Regions from separate parts of the Mus musculus genome. Here region 1 is linked to region 2. Evidence: chromatin loops called from intact Hi-C (ENCODE). Cell type or tissue: left cerebral cortex. All regions are shown on one strand.

Evidence for each region. Hi-C counts contacts between places; a loop is a spot of excess contacts. Peaks named below come from ENCODE experiments on the same cell type or tissue, not always from the same donor. Only the 100,000 strongest peaks of a DNase experiment are listed, where the experiment ranks them.
Region 1: a loop joins it to region 2, with 15 times the contacts of the local background. A loop is called at or near these places in 11 of 42 quality-filtered maps.

What each region holds. Positions count from the first base shown.
Region 1 is chrX:7,186,310-7,188,809 of GRCm38, reverse strand. It overlaps Clcn5 (chloride channel, voltage-sensitive 5), which reads left to right. Exons shown (of 14, transcript NM_001243762.1): 4 at 2,475-2,500. Among named protein-coding and RNA genes, the nearest start is that of Mir500, 50 kb to the left of the region's middle. In left cerebral cortex, no CTCF peak of the experiment used is centred here; DNase peaks (open chromatin) are centred at 215, 1,008 and 1,523; H3K4me3 peaks cover 1,581 bases; H3K27ac peaks cover 450 bases.
Region 2 is chrX:7,317,179-7,319,678 of GRCm38, reverse strand. Clcn5 (chloride channel, voltage-sensitive 5) reads left to right here and starts at 321. Exons shown (of 14, transcript NM_001243762.1): 1 at 321-573. In left cerebral cortex, no CTCF peak of the experiment used is centred here; DNase peaks (open chromatin) are centred at 348, 702, 1,186 and 1,485; H3K4me3 peaks cover 1,348 bases; H3K27ac peaks cover 821 bases.

The sequences.
Region 1 (2,500 bases), 130 kb after region 2:
GGCTTCTGTGCTAGGTTAAAAAATCTTCCTTTCTCCAAGGCCGGTCCAAGGGTCTGGTCATGTGATCTCATCGGTGACATCATACTCTGACCAACCGGGAGCACTGGTGGCTCTTTAGGTGGCGTTTGTTGCTGTTAAAAGCCGAGAAAGCAGCAAGTGCCCTTCTAAAGCTCCCCAGAGCGGGCGTCCTGTAAAAGCACCTCAACCTAAATGAGCAAATGCGGGCTGCCAAGGTTGTTTCTTCCTTGAGGCAGAAAAAAAGAAAACTGTGAACGAAGGTAAGCAGACTGAGCCAGCCCAGGCTGAAGCATGCTCCGGGAGCAGGGGATCTGGAGAATTGCAAGCAGTCTGTAGTAGGATTCTAATCACTGCCTGCCCGCGCGTTACGGCCTGATAATTGCCTCTCTAGCAGGAGACAGACGACAAAGGAGGATGCCGTGGTGCTCATGTTACCTATGATGTAATAGGATTCTCTTTTTCCTGCCAGGACGCTGTTGCAGAGCTTCATTTTGCCTCAAAGCTGGGGGTGGTGGAGGAGCTCGTTTGGTATATATTGTAACCTTAGATAGCTATCTGATGCTTCTTAAAATCTTTCACAGAATCCTGTCCCCCCACCCCCAACCCCTTTCCGGAAAGGAGAACTCTGAAACTAGAAATTCAATGGAAGCATTAACCTGCTTTGAAGGAGTCAGTTTCTGGTTGTTTGCTGTCCTGCGTTCATGTCAGCATTTTAAGTTGAGGATGGAAACAGCTTCATTCAGCTCTCTCCTTCCCACACACATTCTTCTCTTTCTGCCCCTTTTTTCCCTCCAAGCTCTTGAGCGTAGCAGCTTGCTTCTTTATCAGCATGCCACGGACAGGGTAGGCTGGGCTGGGTGGTGATTCAGCAGACATCCATTTTACAGCCAGGTAGAAGTGAAGATAGGAAAAGGACTTTGGTTTGAGGTTTTAAGATTAACTTGCTCACCTCCTCCAAGCCACTCCAGTGACTCACCCACCCGCAGATGATTAGGACTTGCTGAGTTTTTCCTTTCAAACCTCCGAATTGCTTGTAAAAAGTGTGCTGAATTAGGCAGTCAGCAGACTTCCAGTTGGTAAAACAGGTTCCATTTATGTTGTTCATTTAAACTTCTGCCATGAATGTGCCGCTAGCTGCGTTGGGCAGGGAGGTGACAGAGAAAGAGTCAGCTGAGGCCAACTTGGGCCTTTGCTGAAGAGAGGTTGATTAGCGAATAGTCTGGAGGAAGCCTTTGTCCCTGCCAGATTGGTGTAGCAAATGAGAGATTTGGCTGTGTGGGTTGAATGATGGAATTACTCTGCAGTCTCCCTGAGTGCATTTATATAGATTCCTCAATGCTGTTTTTTACATTTCTAGTTTACTAGCAAAATATTGTTCCATCAGATGATGTTGCCAAAATATTTTAACAAGTTTATAAGCAATACTTACCATGTGTCAGTACAACTGCTTAGTTTTAAATATTCCCTCATCCTTGCCATTTGTTGAATGCATTTTGGATCATCTGATGTTTACTATCACATATGTGCTAAGGCAGTGTGGGGAGCAAGAGATGGTGACGCATTTTTATAACACCAGTTACTCAGGAGGCTGAGATAGGGCAATCACTAGTTGTAGCTATGTCTGGGTAATGTAGTGAGATTTGACTCAAAGGGGAAAGGAAGACATTGTAGGAAGGCTATGATAAATTCAATAGAGAGAAACTAATGAAGATCTGCTAGTCTAGAAAAGGAAGATGAAACATATCCACACCTAAGTAGCTGTAATAAAAAAAAACTAAATACCAAGCAGACTAAAAACCATGCTTAGTGAGTGAGCGAACTCGGATGTTGCTTAGTTCAAGGATCAAGGAAGGACAGTTCATTGCTAAGCCAAGCATTGTTGTCTAAATCTCTACTTGTAAATATTTAACTTTCGGACATACTGTGAAAAAGTCTCTACCAGCCCATTATATTGGAGATCAAAGCATTCTATCTACTGAAGGAAAATTTGTACATTCCAATCAGCTTAACTCTTGAAGAGGCCAGCATTCTTTCTTTCAAGTCTCCAACTGGGTAAAAAACTACCTCATAGGATTAAGTTACTGCCCTACGAACTATAAGATGGTTCTTGATGTGATACATTTGCAAAGCCTTAGAGCCTTTCATCTCCTTTCCATAAACTGAAATACCTAAACTGCTCCAAGCTCCTTCCTGTCTTCTGTTCTGTAGATACTTTTCCCACTACACACCAGCTTCTGTCATTTCTTTCTTTATACTATTACTGTCCTGGGTCCCTGTCCATTCATAGTGTCCTTAGTTTCTCCTTATTTGAGCCTCGATCACAGAAACCTGTGAATGTGATGGATATCTCAGTAGGTGATCGCATTGCACCATAACCGTAATCATCAGATAGTTTACGGGGACATTAAAAATGTTGGCTGTCCAGTGTACTAATATCTGTTTGCTCTTCAATACAGGGAACAAGTCATACAATGGTGGTGGA
Region 2 (2,500 bases):
GTATATTAGCCAGAACAATGCCTGGCATAAGGGAGGCTTAAATTTGTGGTCTGATGTCCGCTGTGGGCAAGATACTCAGGATAAACAGTTTGTTCTAAAGACAAAAGCAAAACCAAGGTAGGCAATCTGCAAACAATGAAACCGAAGGGAGCATTGCTTTTTTTTTCCCCCAAATGCAACTGACACGCCCCGCATTTGGGTTGGATCCGCCCAGTCCTCATTAAATATGGCTGCAAGCCCGACTACCCTATTGCGGTTGCGCATGCCGAAGCTCCTCCCAGCTGCTGCTTCTCGGTGGCGCTTTCCCCCCTGGCCGGCCCGAGGTGCCTGGAGCGGGCCCTCCGTGGCGCGCATGCGCAGACGCCGTCTTGGCAGAGCTAATACTCCAAGGCGCCTGTCACATGAGCCTCGCTCCCGCTCCGCTCCCCCTCCTCCCGGCTGGGCTGTGTGAATGAAGCTCTGCCGGCTACGTGGGGCGCTAGCTCTACTCGCCGTGTGGAACGCCAGAGCCGACTGAGCGCGCTGCCCACCGCCGGTGGACACGGGCTCCGCCGCGCCGGACCTCGGTGACAGGTAAAGGCAAATGGGCTTCCCTTCCCCAACAGGTCCTTCCCGGCTCACCGGCCGCCGGCCCACCCGAGGAGCCCCCCGGTACGGCGAGCAGGGAAGAACGCTCGCCTGCCACCGCGGTCCCCGGAGCTGGCGTTCCCTCTGCCCGGCCGCCACTGAAGGAGGTGGTGGACAGCCTGGTTCCTGCCAGAGCGGGGCGGCATCTCCTCGGCAGCCCAGCCCTGTTCTGGGGAGCAGGGTCCCCAGGCTGCCGATCGAAGTTTCCTTGCCAAGCGGCGCCAAGCCCACCCAGCTTTGAAAGCGGGGAGCTTGGCTGCCCGCGTCGCTTCTCCAGAGGACAGGGCTGGGGCGGCGTTCGCTGGGAAAGCGCAGCCGAGGCCAGGTTCGGCTTGCTCCTGCTTTGGACCCGCCACAGGTTTCTAGGGCTTCTTAGCGAAGTGCAGTCCAGACGGTCTGGGCGAAGAAGTTGGTGTGCGTTTTCGCCCTTTGCCGCCCAATGCGCTTAAGCTGCTGCTTCCAGAGGTTGGAGCCCCGCGCTCCAGCTCCTTTCCAAGTAATGGAAAGAAAGCTTTAGCTTTAGCTTAACTTTGACGTGCTTTTTACCTTTATGAACGTTTCAGAACAAATCAGTTGACTGAAGTTGGACGGGTGGCCCTGTGATAACGTCAGTGGAAGCTGCGCCGAGTAAATGAGGGGAAAGCCAGAAGGTGAAGCATTAAAAACCAGTGAGACTCCCCTTTACACATACTTCATAAATGTATTAGTAATTTCCCGGGTTGAATTTCAGAGCTGTTAAATTTCCCCTTGTTCCACGACGTGCTGATCAGTAAGTACTTCTTAACAGTAAAATAGGAGGGGGATGGGGAGTCGACTTAAACTGAGCCATGTTCCAGGTAAACTCATTGGAGCACTTTTCCCTGGTGAATTCATCCTTAGAGTTTAAGCTCTCTTTTTCTTGGATTTCAGGAGCCTCTCCTCATCCAAAGCCCAGTCTTTGTTGGAGTTTTGAGGACTGGCGCACACACGAACCCTTTTTGTTCTTTAAAGAAAAAGAGGTCATTAAAGAGGGCCAACACTATTCTCCAACTAGTATTAGCCTTAAGCGTTTGGGCTTTAGCTTTCCCACTTCAGAGTTGCACACGTTGGTTATGTAAAAATCAATGGAAGTAGGAATTCACCTCAGGACAAAAAGGTGAGGGCCTTTCTGGAAAAAAATACAAATTAGCTTTTATGCCCAATGAGGGAAATAAATTATTAAAAAACTTGTTTAAATGTACTGGGTGCTTAATATATGAAACTTCCAAACCAAACTAAGACACCCCCTCCCAAACTGGTAATCACACCCGTTAATTTTTCCTTTGCTTTCTAACTCCTGTCATATAACTGGAAACTATTGTTTTGAGACTGAATTTAAAAATTCCAAATTGATCAATACCGTTGTGTGTGTGTGTGTGTGTATGTGTGTGTGTGTGTGTGTGTGTGTGTGCGCGCACGCATGCTCATGGGTGGGAGCTTAGCTTTATATAGTCACTTCTTTCTTCCCATCTTTACTGGAATTCTTGGGATTGAAGTCAGCCTTGAGCGCCAAGCTCTTTTTAACTGAGGAGCCTTCTCAACAGCTTTGGGTTTGAAAATGCATCTCTGGGAGTTAGCTAACTTACTTTGATTGTATTAATATTAATATTCTAGTTTTATGTTTTTCTTTGTCCTTGACTCATTCCCTCATTATACAAACAATAGAATATGTTCACGATAGGAATTTTGCAAAACGAGGAAAGTATAAAATAAAGTGGAACGGAAGAGCCAGTCCCCCCCTCCCCAAACTGGTATCATCGCTTCTTACTTTTTATTACGCTCCCTTTTTTGTCTGTAAGGTTTATTTTAATACTTTATTCACAGAGTCTTCTGTGTTTTCTACTGAGGTGTTCAT